2 separate regions of the Homo sapiens genome follow, and region 1 is linked to region 2. A link is an interaction called in ENCODE POLR2A ChIA-PET data of the cell type or tissue named here. Cell type or tissue: Panc1. All regions are shown on one strand. Links, peaks and the distances in the headings refer to the core of each region. The heading gives the core; the rest is flanking DNA. Region 1 overlaps WDPCP (WD repeat containing planar cell polarity effector). Region 2 has its middle 96 kb from the start of UGP2.

The links. Peaks named below come from ENCODE experiments on the same cell type or tissue, not always from the same donor. Only the 100,000 strongest peaks of a DNase experiment are listed, where the experiment ranks them.
Region 1: POLR2A ChIA-PET joins it to region 2 with 5 read pairs; 5 of 35 experiments call an interaction of 5 or more read pairs at or near these places.

The regions. Positions count from the first base shown.
Region 1 is chr2:63,576,931-63,585,281 of GRCh38, forward strand. The region is part of intron 1 of WDPCP (WD repeat containing planar cell polarity effector); the gene reads right to left. Among named protein-coding and RNA genes, the nearest start is that of WDPCP, 7.4 kb to the right of the region's middle. In Panc1, for the core only: CTCF peaks have their summits at 1,624 and 1,825; no DNase peak of the experiment used is centred there; H3K27ac peaks cover 1,128 bases.
Region 2 is chr2:63,741,524-63,749,874 of GRCh38, forward strand. It overlaps a transcript of WDPCP not described here. Among named protein-coding and RNA genes, the nearest start is that of UGP2, 96 kb to the right of the region's middle. RefSeq lists an enhancer at 4,866-5,517. In Panc1, for the core only: no CTCF peak of the experiment used is centred there; no DNase peak of the experiment used is centred there.

The DNA of each region.
Region 1 (8,351 bases), core at 334-8,333, 160 kb before region 2:
GATTTTCATAGCCAGAAAAGACCATGTTCTTTTGAAGTCTTCACTATAAGGTAGTTCCACGATGCAGTTTCAAACATTCTGAATGTAATTTCAAATAACAGTAATAAAAATGCTTTTTAAAGATCCCTTTGCAATCAAGAAGTTCTAGTCAATATGGTAACTTAATTCATTTTAGATGCATATTTCAACTTTTTATATTTAATCTGACCTAAAGTGTAATTTCCAAAGTGATATTTCCTGAAGCCAAAACCCAGACTTCATGTCTCTAGAGTAATCTTGCCTTATATTAGTAAGTCTATATCCCTTCCCAAAGTAGTTCTGGCTGGCCTGGGCTTGTTGTAAATAATTGGTTCAGTCAGACAGCTTTTTAACTGTCAACACCCTTAACAATTCACACAATGTACATGGAAAGTATTGTACCTTAAATTAAAGATATGTTTCCTCTAAATAAAGTTTATTGTTTGGGGGAGTTTGCTGAATGGAAATGAAGCAGCTTTATGTTCTCTAGAAAAGAAGTGAAAAGGCATCTCATCTCATTTTTCCCTTCCTTTATCCCATTTCAAGCATGACCCAGAAATTAAATATTTTATGTAGACAGAAAAAGTAACATATCATTAAAGGATGCAAACCTGCAAAATCTAATAGTCATGTAAGCCTGTGAGATTGCCAAAAACTGTTCTACATTTTTAATATCTGAAAATAATCAAATAATTTTATGTCAAATACAAATTTTCCAAGCTCCCTGGTATATCCCCTCTAAAATTTTAAACAAATATACTTGATATGAAAAATAGCAGTTTATCCAAATATCAAATATTATACTGAATATTTGAACAGCAAACACAAACAGTCCTAATCCCAATCATAGACTATGTTGTGAAATGTTAATGTATTTAAATTTTTTAATTATACATGGAATTAACTTAAATACTGCACTTTAAACAATTAGTTATTAATATTTCATTCATATTAAATAACAAGAACACATGAACAAGTGATACCCAACACAGGAAATCTTCAAAGGTAAATTATACATTGTGGGAAGTCTAGTTTTGGCTTCAGGAAAATGTTAACTGCAAACAATCTACACAGATGTTCACAGAAATACTGAATAGCTCTTTTAAGGAAATACTAAATGATGCGGTAATAACAGAAAAGTTAAAAAAATACACTGTGTTATATTTATATCTCTTAATCAGGCCAAATTAATAAGGCAGACTCAATTAACAGTCATGGTTTCATAACAATTTTAGTGAATAATACAAGGTATCAAATTACTGGAAATCCTTGTCCCAGTTTTATACCAATTTTCAGCATTATCATTATTTAAAATAAATTTAAATAAATCTCACCATATTAGTATCCCGAAAATAACTCAAAAAGTAAACCACTTAGCTTATATTACCTACAGACAGCGCACAGCTCTGAGTAGGACTCTGTCTTTAGGATGAAGAACAGGATGCAAATCCATATTGCCAATTATATCTATAGTAGCAACTTATGAAAACTGCACTTTCCACCAACCCTACCACAAGGGGAGCCACAAGATATTCCATGAAAAGAAATATGTGTTCTAAACATCATGATTCCTCTCCAACTGTGCCCTCACCTGAGTGGACTGGGAATGGGCACCTGACATAGCCTGGAGGTTGGTAAGTAAAACGGGAAACTTAGGAGGGGAAGCTCTGCCAAAACAACAGCAGCGATGAACTCCCAGGCCAATCTACCTCTGTCTCTCTAAGGAACTATGGACACCCAGATAATTAAGAGCAAGAAGAAAAGCAGAAAGATTTTAAAAATTAAGTTAGGTTATTGATAAAACACTAGAATTAAGATCTGTGGACTGCCGAAGCTAGGACAGGTAACACAGAACCCATAACATTTTGAGATTCTAGAATGGCCTATCGATTCTATTCTCCATGAGATTCACTTATTCTTAATGAGGCTCAAATAATGGCCCTATTTGTTCCTATTTAGGAGAGGAGAGAATAGGATTGGAATCTCACAGTTTGGCTTTCCCTGGGTTCCCCTGAGGTCTTCCTAAGTGGCCAAGATTTGTCTCTTATTATCATGCATATCCTTACACTATAGCATCCTATGACAAAGCATCTGAGGTGGTCTCTGTTCCTTACGTTCTCCAGAAAATAATTGAAAGGGCATCTTATATCACTTTTCACTAAAAGTGCTAAATAGAAGATCATGTGTGCTCTAAACATAAGTCTTCTCCAACAGTGCCCCACACATAAACCTGAATGGACTAGGAATGGGCACCTCACACAGTCTGGAGGCCAGTAAATAAGTGTTAAATAAAAGATGCTAAATCAAAGATCATCTGTCTTGATGTTTAGCTCATTTCCTCTTATTAAGTCATGCCAAATTAGAAAAAAGTCATCAACTGGTTGGGCACAGTGGTTCATGCCTGTAATCACAGCACTTCGGGAGGCCAAGGTGGGTGGATCACTGGAGGTCAGGAGTTTGAGACCAGCCTGGCCAACATGGTGAAACTCTATCTCTACTAAAAGTACAAAACATAGCTGGGTGTGGTGGCACACACCTGTAGTCCCAGCTACTCAGGAGGCTGAGGCAGGAGAATCACTTGAACCCAGGAGGCAGAGGTTGTGGTGAGTCAACATCACTCCATTGCACTCCAGCCTGGGCAACAGAGCTAGACTCCATCTCAAACAAAAAGAAAAAGAAAAAGAAAAAATCATCAACAATCACTTAAAGAAAAACAAAGCCTTTCGTACTGATGCAATCCACTGAATAAAATGAGAAGTCATGAATCCAAATGGAGTAGATAGATTAGATAGGTAGGTAGGCAGGTAGGTAGATACACAGATAGACAGACAGACAGACAGACAAGATAGATAATGCTAGTTTGGATGTCTACACCAAATCTCATGTTGAAATTTGATGCTATTGTAATAGTATTAAAAGGTGGGGACTTTAAGAGGTGATTAGGTCATGAGGGTTCTGTCCTCATAAACTGGTTAATGTTGCTATCAGGAGAATGGGTTAATTATTGTGGGAGCGGGCTCCTGATATGTTCAGCCCCCTTCCTCTCTGTCTCTCACACTTGCTTGCCATGTGGTGACTTCTGCCATGAGATGACCCTCACCAGAAGCCAATGCCACACTCTTGGACTTCCAAGCCTCCAGGACTATGAGCCAAATAAAATTCTATTCTTTATAAATCACTCAGTCTGTAGTATTTGTTATATGTAGGAGCAGCAAACAAAGGCAGATGAGAAGGAAAAACTCAAACTTACAGTAGAATGCCATTTACTAAGTGGTGAAAAAATGACAGACTTTGAAAATCATTTTACAACCATAGTAATAATTGATTCAGGCAAAAATAATCAATAAGTGCTAAAACTATGAGTAAAAGTTTGGTGAGAAACAGGATATTAATGTAGTCTCAACGTATGTCCCCACTGATTATTAATTATAGGGGGAAGAAATAGTAATTTTATAGTAAAGAAATCTGGTGAATACCTTAACCAAATGATTAAAATCAACATCATAAATAATAAGACATACTGATTTAATGCTCTGATAAGGCCACAACATCACCTATGTAATCTTCCTCCCAAAAATGCAAGCCTGAATTTAACCACAAAAAAACATCAAACAAACCCAAATTGAGGGATGGTCTCCAAAAAACTAGCCTATACTCTTCAGAAATGTCAATGTCATGAAAGACAAAGAGGGCCAATAAACTGTTCCAGATTACAGGAGATTAAAGAGATATGACATCTAAATTAAATGCACAATCCTGTATGAGGGGAAAAACATTATGAGACATTACTGAGACAACTGGCAGCGTGTCAACAGGAGAGTATATTAGATACTTGTACACATCAATGTTAAGTTTCTTAACTGTATAATGGTTAAGCAAAAGAATGCCTTGTTCTTGGAATATATTCACTGAAGAATATAGGAATATAAAAGGACACATTGTCTGCAAGTTACTCTCGAATGATTCAGAAAAAATCAAGGGGATAGTGTGGTGGGAACATGTGATAAAGCAAATGTGACAACATGTTTAAAAGGTAAATCTAACTGAGGGGGCCTTAGAAGTTCTTTTTACTATTCTTACAATTCTTCAGTAAATTTGAAATTATTTCAAAATAAAAGACTAAAAAAAATAGCTGAGCTTGTAAGAGAGAGCACTTCTCTTCACCAAAAAGTAGGAACTAAAAACCAACGTAGAAGGCATACAAAGCTGTCTTAGAGCTTAGTTCCATAAGACATATTTCCATATGTCTTTGTGTGAGAGAATGTACAGTGCAAGGAAGGGGAAACCAGGAGTAGCCCGGCAAACTTGAGTTGAGCAGACAGAACTGAAAAACTGGAGAAGACAAGGTAGTTAGTTCCCTGGAGAGGGAGAATCATACAGAGAGAACTCCAGAGAATTTCAGAGGGTTCCGCTTGAGAATTCAGCTGAGTACTCACAGCACATGCATATGATCAAACCATGAGGCTGGAGAAAGAGCAACTAGAAATGATTACAGATAACAGTGCTTGGCACTCATATCGGGCTGGGAATAGTGCCTGTTCTCACCAGCCCGACAGAAAAACTTTGTGATTCACAGTCATTGGGTAGAGTACACAGAAAAGTCTTGGCTCAGGAGTAGGAAATTATTACCCCTAGTAGCTGAGCAATACTCAGATCCTGACTAATATTTAATAAATCTTAAAAGCAAGTTTTGAAAGAATTAAACTAATTTCAAATAATTTAATTGCATCACAGAATAAAGCTCAAAGTTATTTATAGAAAGATAAAAATCATTCAGGCTGGGCATGGTGGCTCAGGCCTATAATCCCAGCACTTTGGGAGGCTGAGACGGGTGGATCGTTTGAGTCCTAGAGTTTGAGACCAGCCCTGGAAACATGGCAAAACCCTGTATCTGCAAAAAACTACAAGAAATTAGCCAGGTATGGTGGTGCACACCTGTAGTCCCAGCTATTTGAGAGCTGAGGATGGAGGATTGCTTGAGCCTAGGAGGTTGAGGCTGCACTGGCCACTAGCTCTAGCCTGGGCAACAGAGCAAAACCCTATCTTAAAAAAAAAAAAAAAGAAATGTAATATTCGCAATCTGACATTTAATAAAAAAAATTACCAGACTTCCAAAGAAGCATAAAAATATGGCCCATAATGGAAATAAAAATTAACTAAAACCAACCCAGGACTGGCAGACATGTTATAACCTGGAGACTAGAATATTAAAACAATGATTATAACTGTATTCCACATGTTAAACAAATGTAGTAGACATGAAAGATATTTTTTAAAAGACCCAAATCCAACTTCTACACATAAAAACAATATGTGAAATAAAAAATATACTGGATAGAATGAATAGCATATTAGACATTGCAAAATAAAAAACTGGTGTCCTTGAAAACCTAGCAACAGAAACTTTACAAAATGAAACCTAGAAAGAAAAGATAATTTTAAAAATAAACAGAGCATCAATGAGCCATGAGACAACTTCAATCAGCTCAAAATACATATAACTGTCATCCCCAAAACAGCGCAAGAATCGAAGAGCACACAGAAAAAAGTATTTCAAGAAACAAGGTCAAAATTTCCCCAAATTCATTGAAAACTATAAACCTATGGATCCAAGAAGCTCCATGAACCCCAAGCACAAGAAACATAAAAAAGACTACACTTGCAAGGCACATCATAATGAAATTACTCAAAACCAGTAATAAAGAGAAAAATGTTAAAAGCAGCCAGAGAAAAACAGACACTTAAGTACAAATACAGAAAGATAAAGATGATAGTAGATTTTTAATCAGAAACAAGGCAAATGAAAAAAAACAGTGGATCAAGATCTTCAAAGTACTGAAAGAAAAAACTATCAATCTAGAACTCTATATCCGGTGAAAATATCTTTCAAACAAACATTTTTCCACACATACAAAAGCTGAGAGAATTTTTCAGTAGCCAATCCTAACCACAAGAAACATTTTTAAAAAGGAACTACATTAGACAGAAGAAAAATCATACTATATTAGAAATACAGATCTATAAAAAGAAATTAAAAGACTGAAAATAGTAACCATATTGATGAATATTTAAGATATTTTCTCACTAAATCTCTTTTAAAAATAATTGACTAAGCAAAAATAACGATGATGTTGTATGGGGCTCATAACATGTAAAAGTAAAGTGGTCAGGAAAGGAGAAATGGAAGTAAATTATTGGCAGGTTTTTATACATGAAATGGTATAATATCACTTGAAAATACACTATGATAAAGGATGTATGCTATAAACCCTACAACAGTCACTAAAATAAAGTTACTGTCAATAAGCCAATAAAGGAGATAAAATGGAATTGTAAAAAATTTCAATTCATCAAAAAGAAGGAAGAAAAGAAGAGAGAACAGAGAACAAATGGGACAAATTGAAGACAAATAGCAAGACGTCATTTAAATTTAACCTTGAAATTTTGAAAACCTGGCAGAGCACGGTGGCTCATGCCTGTAATCCAAGCACTTTGGGAGGCCAGGCGGGCGGATCAGGAAGTCAAGAGATCGAGATCATCTGACCAACATGGTGAAAACCCATCTCCAATAAAAATACAAAAATTAGCTGGGTGTGGTGGCACGTGCCTGTAGTCCCAGCTACTCAGGAGGCTGAGGCAGAAGAATTGCTTGAACCCAGGAAGTGGAGCTTGCAGTGAGCCAAGATTGCGCCACTGCACTCCAGCCTGGCGACAGAGCAAGACTCCGTTTCAAAAAAAAAAAAAAGAAAGAAATTTTGAAAAATGTAAATAGTTATTTTAGGGTACTAGTGTCATGAGTGACTGTATTCTCTCTCAAATTTGTTGTTCAATAATAAAAGATAAAGTTCTAAGTCACCATGTTTCATATAAAATAGGATACATATGAGTGGTCAGTGCCTGTAGTCCCAGCTACCTGGGAGCCTGAGGCAGGAGGATCATTCAAGCCCAGGCGTTCTAGACCAGCCTCAGCAACCTAGCGAGACCACATCTCAAAGAAGAATAAGAAAAAAAAAGAGTGGCCAGAGATATATGTATGTCTTAAACTAAAACAAAAAATAAAACCAGGCTATGTGCAGTGGTTCATGCCTATAATACCAGCGCTTTGGGTGGCCAAGGCAGGAGGATCACTTGAGCCCAGGAAATCGCGGCTACAGTGATATGATCATACCACTGCACTCCAGCCTGGGAAACAGAGTGAGATGGCCTCAAAATAAATAAATGAATGAATAAATACCCACATACTAACACAGCTTAAAAAGAAGTAGATCACTAATATTTTGAAGACCCCAGTACCCCGTCTCCTACTCTCCTCCCCAAGCAACCACTATCCTGAATTCTGATTAATCATTCCTCTGCTCTTATTTATGGTTTTACCAGATGGGTTTGAAATCGTGAACAACAGTATTTGTTGCAAATTTTTAATTTTTATAAAAATTAAATCATAATGTATATATTATTATATGGTTTGCTTTTTTCAATTAACATTGTATTTTTGATGCTCATCCATGTTGGTGTGTAGCTATATTCATTTTCAATGAATCCAATGAAAATGAATTCATTTTCAATCAATCCAATGGATTTCAATGAATCCATGTTGGTGTGTAGCTATGTTCTATTCATTTTCAATATATTTTTACATTTTCCTATTGATGGCCATATGGGTAATTTCTAGAGCTGTGCTCTTAGAAACAGTGCTTATGAACATCTTGTACATCTCTTGATTTAAATGGGTATGTAAAGGAATGGAATTGCTACATTACGTTTCCAGATATAATGATCACTCTGTGTTATTAGCCTCATTGTATTAATAAATGAAGATTTATAGAGACCAGGAAACTTGTTCAAGGTCACACAGCTAGGTAGTAAAGTTAAGACCAATAAATTCTGCTCCTTTCACTTGAAAAAAACTCAAGGTTAGGTAGCTCATACTTCTGGAAACATGTAATTATCAAACAGAATCCTGATGAATAATGTTTTATCTTGTTTAACTAAAGTTAAAAGAGGAGGTCCTAGCAAATTATTCCACTCAATTCTACCACTTGACCACTCAAAGCAACTTGACTACGTAATGATCATGATTAAAACTTTTATCCTATTAAAATATCCTGTATTTCACCATTCCTGAAAATTCCAGTCAAATGTTATAGTTTAAAATGTGTACAAATTGTGTATGTATAAAATTGTAAGACATAGTAATAAAGTGGTTCTCATTGAGACTACAGTTTTAAATTAAATTACAAGCACTTTTATTTTTGCCATAACTAAATTTGGAATTACTACGTTTAAGATTCACTAAAGTGAATGTAATAATTATTTTTAAAATACTACATATT
Region 2 (8,351 bases), core at 14-8,013:
TGATTTCTGGCTTTGATAAATTGCATCTTAAATTTTTTTGGTTTACCTGCATGATTACAATATTTGCATTTTTTTTTCAAATTTAATGGCTTAACAATGTAACGTCATTCCTCATTTGCCACTTTTAATCAGAAACTGGGTAAGTGAAAAATCAGTGTTGTGGATTATTTTATTTAAAAACCCTCTGATTTCTTTAAATAAATCATTTAAAAATTCAAGCAATTTATAAAAGCACAACAAATAAAGCCCCCTCTTACCACTCAGAAAATGACTGTTGCTAACTTTAGGTGAATATTATTCCAGACTTCTCTATGCCTATATACAGATAAAAGATTAGACAAACAAAAAGCAAGATAAATGGAAAACGTTATTAAAATTGGATCATACAACAGCTGGTGGTTAATAAAGAACTATTAAAGTTTACTTCAGTTTAACAAAAGAAAAAGAAAACTGAATGATATGGATTAGCTGAACTCCAGATAAATTTTTTCTCACATGTCAGGCATATTTTAGAGATCTCAATCATGTGTGCTTGGGCTTGACTCAGTCTGATGTCTATCTCTTGGCATAAACCCAGAGGAATTTCTTGACTGTATGTCCAGGAATATTAGTCTCCCCTATCTCTAATAGTTCATCTTATTACAGTGTAAGTGTTTTTGTCAGTAGCCTGTTGTTCTTTCTGTAAAAAGATAAAATGGAAAGAAAGAAACAGGAAGAAGAGAAAAGGAAGGAAGGGAGGGAGGAAGGAAGGAAGGGAGAGAGGGAGGAAGGAAGGGAGAAAGGAAGGAAAGTTTCTATTTCAATGTCTGTATTCTAGCTTATAATTTTAGTGGTCCTCTTAATTAAAGTGCCATGTAACTTGTGGATGATACTCACCCAACATTATAGGGAGACTTAGTGTTTTAAGATAGGTCTGGCCTTCCTACTTCATTACAGAATAGGTCCCAGGGATCACTTTGGGATGGTCCTCAGAATTTATCGTGCCCTGCCTGATCCATATCCTCTCACTAATGAGGTAGATTGCATTAAAAGCCTCGTCTTGTTCAATCTATTTTATGCAGTCTGCCATGCCTACAAGGGTTCTTTTTTCTTATAAATTCTAATGATATTATCTGTAGATTATCAACCCAAAACTTGAGAGCAGTGATAACTAACAAAAGACCCATACGAGATGACATAAAAACGTTGGTGGATTGTTTATTGTATGTTCCACACAATGCCACAGACCATGACCTTCTAGAACATCTGGGTAACGTGCCAAGCAGCACCAGGGAAACTCTATACCCAGTCCTTGCCTCAGTAACACAGAGCCCAATGTTATCAGTTGCATTTTATTACTAGCCTGTAAAGAATTTAAGGGTGCTATAATTGAAAATGAACTGAAAATTTAATAAGAAAGGCCAGCATGACACATGACGCAGGTGAACGGAAAGAAGGGAACTAACATTTCTTGAGCCTCTATTTTATGCCAAAAGGGATGTTTACATCTTTTTAATCCCCAAACAACCCCGTGGAATTGATATTGTTTGTATTTTCATGTTACAGATGAGTAAACAAGGCTTGGAGGGATTGATGTTGTAAGTGGTGAGCTGGAATTTGAATCCAGATCTGTCCCATTCCAGTGCTCTTTCTCCTGAGCTGTTCTTCCTACCTGCAAGTTGTTATTCCAACAAAATTTCAAACTATATTCTAAATGAGCTCTGTGATAAGGTGGTATGTGCAGCCTGCTACGTGGCTTCCCTACCTAATCATTCTTCAGAGCATCAGACCCAACTATTTCAGTAAGGTCATCAATGTTAGAGTCACACTTAACACTAAATGGATTTGGTTACCGCCTGTCCTTGCCACCTGATGCTGCCAGGGAAAATGGAAGAACAGCTGCTGGAAAGATTTGCTAATTCCTTTGAATAGCTTGTGACATTATCTAAACTTTAGATTCCAAAGGGATTTGTTGATTCTACAGTTTTTAAAAAAATACATCAAGATATACCTGGAAATAAGATAATGAGGTTTTTAGAAAATTATTTTGTTGGCATTATGTAGACTTCTCAAATAATTCATATGAAAGTTAATCCCAAGTTATGAATACTTGCATGACAGTCCACAGCATTAAGAGATGGCATTCTATTTGAAAGGCCATGTGCACAGTTGAGCAACTTGATATCAAGTGATCTTATTAGGGAGATTACATTGTAGACCTTGTGATACTAAAAGCTTTTTAAAAAAAATACCATGAGCTGCTTAAAAGTAACAACTGATTGTGATATATTTATTGCAACTTTAATAACATGGAAAATTATGTTTAAAAAATTTATTCATTGCTTATCACTCTTTGTGACTTTAAGATCTCTCAACAAAACACTTGAGTAGAAATCACATAACTTAATGTACAAAACAGAAAGCAGTACTAATTAAAGTGTAATAAGCCCCTTAATGGCAGGGGCAACTTATACACATCATGTTCTAAAAAGAAATTATTGATTTTTCTAATCTGTCATAACATGTTCCAGATGTATGAAGGGTGGGGGTGTGGAGGGATAGTAGACAGAGGGAGTTATTTCTCATTTTGTTTTATAACTGGAGAAAGTGAAATAGAGAAGTGATCTGTTGCAGTCATAGTGTTCTTGGATGCACAATACAGTTTTAGCTGCATTGCACTTTTTCTCGAGCAGAATATTCATACTTTACAGCTTCAGTTTAAGGAAATGGTGCCTTCTTCTTTGTTTCCAATATACTCTAACCTGAAAGCTGCAACAGCAATGCAGCCCTCTCCTCTTGCTCACTGACCTTCTTTTATGCTGGCCTTTGGTTCAGAATGGCACATCATTCCTCGTTTTTGTCTTCAGTAAATGAGACAAGATTCTGAGAAGACAGCCACCGTAATGTTGCTGCCATCAAAGGAACTGGATGCCAGTTAATTGATAAGCTTCTTCCATAGTTACACTGTCCATACTTCTCTCAATGTTAAATCAAACAAATTAGTCAGACCAAGGACACAGAACTCAGACTCTCTGGAAAACAACGTCTCTCATATACTGTAGTAAATCACTAAGTTGCAATTGTTTTAAACGTAAACAAATAAAAGAAACAAAGAAAAGAAAAGCAGCTTACATCCTAAAGGGAAATTAATTTACAATCACATTTTTCTAATTATAGTCCTTTCAGTTCTTTTTTCCCCTTTGAGAAGTCTTCTGTATGAGTCTGCCTTTTGGCTCCACAGTCTGCACAACCCAGAGAAAACCCTCTGATTATAGAAACTTCCATGTGGTGAGATTCTAGGTCCCCCTTTCCCCTACCCACCCCACCTCCTGCACAAATAGTTTCACCATCTGTCTATAACACTGCCTGAAATTTCATCATTAAATATATTCTTTCAGATTAAATATATACCCACTTATTTTAAAAATAATAATCACGTCATTGAACATTCCCATAAGCCTAACACAACTATTTATATTACTTTAAATTTCTCTGATATTTTCAGTGCTTCTGCAGATCTTTTTAATCATATAAACAATATGTGAATTTATGTTTAGTCTGGTTGTTCATTTGATGTTGTTTAATATATCCATATATCAATACAAGGTATATATTTATGTTATTTTCATAAGTAATGTACTCTACTTTGAGGATTTATAAAGAGTAAAGAATTTGAATTGTTTTAAGTTTTGCCTTTATAAATATTTCTGCCTTAAACATTATTTTACACATTGGTTTGTTCTGCCCTTTAAAAATTATTTTCTTAAATAACCTTAAGTTTCCCAAAGCAGAAACCTGAGTCAAAGAATGGCAATGTTTTAATATCTCATTTCATATTTCTAATATGGTTAAAACTATTCCACTGAATGATCGTATCAACTGGCAATGCTGCCAACAACTATGAGTACCAGTTTCTCTACACTGTTGGTTGATTACTATCATTATTAAATTTAAAAACATATGTATTTACATTCATAGTTTAGAACTCATAGTTGTTGGTTTTAGATATTTTTAATTAGACAAGGTAATGATTTTTCAACTGTTGTTTTATTACAGCTCTTTCATCTGGAAGGCCTAGAGTTTGGGTATTGGTCTTATAGCTCTGCATTATGATTAAAATCATATGCGCATGCACGCACTTACACACACACACACACACACACACACTTGTACTCCATCTTATTTGCTCCCTTTCTCTGGAGAATCTTGACTAATATAGGGGCTATTATCAACTATGTTTCCATGAATGTTCTGTATGACTCCTGATGAGTATGAGGGAGTTACTGGAGTTACTAGGGTAAAAACTGTGCCTCTTTTCTTCTTTATGAAGTACTGCCAAACTGTTTTTGTGCCCATTTATGTTCCCACCAGCACAGCTGAGTTCCCATTAAGGCAGATGCTGATCAACCCATGGTATTGGCTATTTTAAAATTTTTGTTAATCTGATAGATAGGAAATATCTCATTGTATTTGCATTTTCTTAATCACTAATGAAGGTGAGCATGTTTTCATATGTTTATGGGCCATTTGAGTTTCTTCTTTTGTGAAATGTGTTGTGGGAAGTCAGGGACCCCAAACAGAGGGACTGGCTGAAGCCATGGCAGAAGAACATAAATTGTGAAGATTTCATGGACATTTATTAGTTCCCCAAATTAATACTTTTATAATTTCTTACACCTGTCTTTACTGCAATCTCTGAACATAAATTGTAAAGATTCAGGGCATTTATCACTTCCCCAATCAATACTCTTGTGATTTCCCATGCCTGTCTTTACTTTAATCTCTTAATCCTGTCATCTTCGTAAGCTGAGGATGTATGTGGCCTCAGGACCCTGAGATGATTGCATTAACTAAACAAATTGTTTGTAGACCATGTGTTTTTGAACAATATGAAATATGGGCACCTTAAGAACAGGATAACAGCGATTTTCAGGGAACAAGGGAGATAACCTTAAAGTCTGGCTGCCTGTGGGCTGGGCAGGACAGAGCCATACTTCTCTTATTACCGAAAACAGGTAAGAGAAATATCGCTGAATTCTTTCCCCAGTAAGGAATATTAATAATTAACAGCCCTGGGAAAAGAATGCATTCCCAGGGGGGGCCTCTAAAATGGCCACCCTGGGAGTGTCTGCCTTATGCAGATGTAGATAGGGATGAAACACGCCCTAGTCTCCTGCAGCGCCCCAAGGTTTGCTAGGATTAGGAAATTCCAGCCTGGCGAATTCTAGTCAGACCGTTTCTCTGCTCTTGAACCCTGTTAAGATGTTTATCAATGATAATGCGTGCACAGCGGGACATGGAAGTTCATTAGTGATTCTAGTTTCGCCCTGAACTTGTGATCTCGCCCTGACATTCTGCCTTGTGATCTTTTGTTGCCCTTGAGGCATGTGATCTCTGTGACCCACTCCCTCCCCTTTGAAAATTGCTAATAAAAACTTGGGTTTTATGGCTCGGGGGCATCATGAAACCTGCCTACATGTGATGTCTCTCCCAGACACCCAGCTTTAAAATTTCTCTCTTTTGTACTCTTTCCCTTTATTTCTCAGACTGGCTGACACTTAGGGAAAATAGAAAAGGACCGACGTTGAAATATCGGGGGCTGAATTTTCCCTGATAAAATGTCTGGTCCTATTTTGTCATTTTCCCACTGATTTGTAGCAGCTCTTGCATACTATAGATGTTAGATCTTAGTAACATATGCTACAAATATTTTCTACTAATTTGTAACTTGTCTTTGCACTTTTTATGTTGTCCTTTGATGATCTGAAACATATCTAAAATTCTTAATTTTAATTTAGTTTAAATTTTCAATCTTTCACCTGTTTGTCTTTTTGTACTTTGTTCAAGAAATCCTTCTGTACTCTGTTGCCATGAGGATATTTTCCTATGTATTTTTTTAAAGGCTTTGGTTTTGCCTTTTACTTTTAGGTCTTTGATTCTCCCAAAATTTTATTTTGTTTATAGTGTGAGGTAGAGACTCAATATAATTTTTTCCCATATGGATATCTTTATCCAGTACCATTTATTGAAAAACTCATCATTTTCCTGTCATCTGCAATACCACTTCCATCATATATCTAGTATCTATATATGTCAGTGTCTATTTCTGGGCTTTAATTCTGTTCCATAGATCTATTTGTCTATCCAGCACTAATACTGTACTATCTTAAGAACCACAGCTTTATTAGTGTCCTGAAAGCTGGTAGGACAAACTCATTTGTCCTCTTTAAGAGTGTTTTGGCTATTTTTGGTCCTTTGTTATTCCATATACATTTTAGAATATGATGGTCATGTTTGACTTTTTAAACAAAATCTATCAGAGATTTGATTGAGATTGCATTGATTCTGTAGATCAAATTAGGGACAACAGATATCTTTATAATATAGAATCTTCTAGTTCTATTGTTTCTTAAAAGTTTTGTATATTCTGTTAGATTAATACATAGGTATTTTCCATTAAAAATACATGTGGATGGAATGAATATATATACAGAGAGAGAGAGTGAGGGAAATAGAAAGAGAATAAGAAAAAGAGTGTATGTGTTATTTGCTAACTCTAGCTGCTATATAGAAATGAAATAGAGTTTTATATTGAGTTGGTATCTGACAACTTTTGTTAAATTTACATTCATTTAAAAAATTTATTGGTAGTTCATTTTGAATTTTTTTACATATTAACAGTATTATTTGAAAGCAATGATAGTATTATCCCTCTTTCAATCCTTATTCTTTTGTTATGTTTTCTTGCTTTTCTTCAGTGACTTGTACATACAGTGTAATGTTAAATAGAAATGGGAATCCTTGTTTTGTTCCTAATCTTAGATAAAATTATTTGAATAACCACAAGATATAATATTTTCCTTAGTTTTATTTATTTTTAAATTAGACTGAGGAAGCTCCTTCTATTCCTAGTTAACTAGATGTTTTTATTATAAATGAATGTTAAATTTTATCAAACACCTTTTCTGCATTTATTGAGATGATCATATAAATTTTCTCCTTTAATTTGTTAACATGGTGAACAACATTACTAATTTTTTAGTATAAACCAATCCCGAATTATTAGGATAAACCTAATTTGATATATTATCTCATACCCATTGCTGGGTATGTTTTTGGTAATATTTTATTACTGGCATATACTTTGAAGCTTATCCCTTATTCCTTTAAGCATAGTAAACATTTTAACTTTATAGCTGGTATGTGAAATACATATGGACATATTCCTTGTAGCTCTTGCTTTTGCTGTGTATCACTCATGGTGCTTTTGTTCACTCGTATATTTTGTTGTGTTTTTGTTGTGAGTTGTTCATTTTACTTAGAGTTTCATTTCTTTGAAGTCTTTGAAGACTGAGATGATGGTGGGATACTATAGATTAATTTGCATTTGTTTCTGACCAGCCATATGAAGGCACTACAAGTCTGGGGTGCTCTAATTTAAATTCTTAACTTGTGGTTTTTGGTAACACACAGTTTCTGTGAATTTGCGCTACAAATCTGTGTGAGGACCATCTTGTGATTCCAAATTTTCAGCAACTATTTTTACCTCCTGTACTCTTTGCTAAAGGTCAAGGATATTTTCTTTTTAGACCTCAGGGACAAGAAAGGGATGGGTTTATTTCCAGGTCATGCTTACACTGACTGTTTAGAACTTTGATATTTCAGCTCTTTTAAAGTAAGGGATGAGCTAATAAATTGCTACCTTTTGAAAGTCCTTGTCTTTGTTTCCTGCTCTGTGGGCTCTGTAGATTCAGGATAACCAAGGCTCAAATTTACACAAGTTAACAAATAGACTCAGAAAGAAAACTGGCTAAAATACTACACTTCTCCAAGATCCCTTCCTCTTTTAGTCCCTGATCTGAGACTTCCTTACTTTCTTGTACAGACAGTCCCCAATTTACAATGGTTTGCTTATAATTTTTTGACTTTATAGTGGTGCAAAGGTGATGTGCATTCAGTAGAAACCATTTGAGTACCCATACAACCATTCTGTTTTTCATATTCGATACACGAGTTAATAAATTACATAAAATATTCAACACTTTATTATAAAATAGGCTTTGTCTTAGATGATTTTGCCCAACTGTAGGCTAATGTAGGCGTTTTAGCACCCAACTACCTGTTTAAGGTAGGCTAGGCTAAGCCATGATGTTTAGTAGGTTAGGTGTATTAAATGCATTTTTCACTTACAATATTTTCAACTTTCAATGGGTGTATCAGGGAGTAACCCCATTATAAGAAGCATCTGTAGTTCATTGATGCTTTTAAGATTTCTTGAACACATAATCTAGAATTTTTTGTTGTTTTCTTAAAAAAGGACAAACTAGGTGCCTATTCTTCCACATGATGTGAAATTACTGTATTAAATGTTT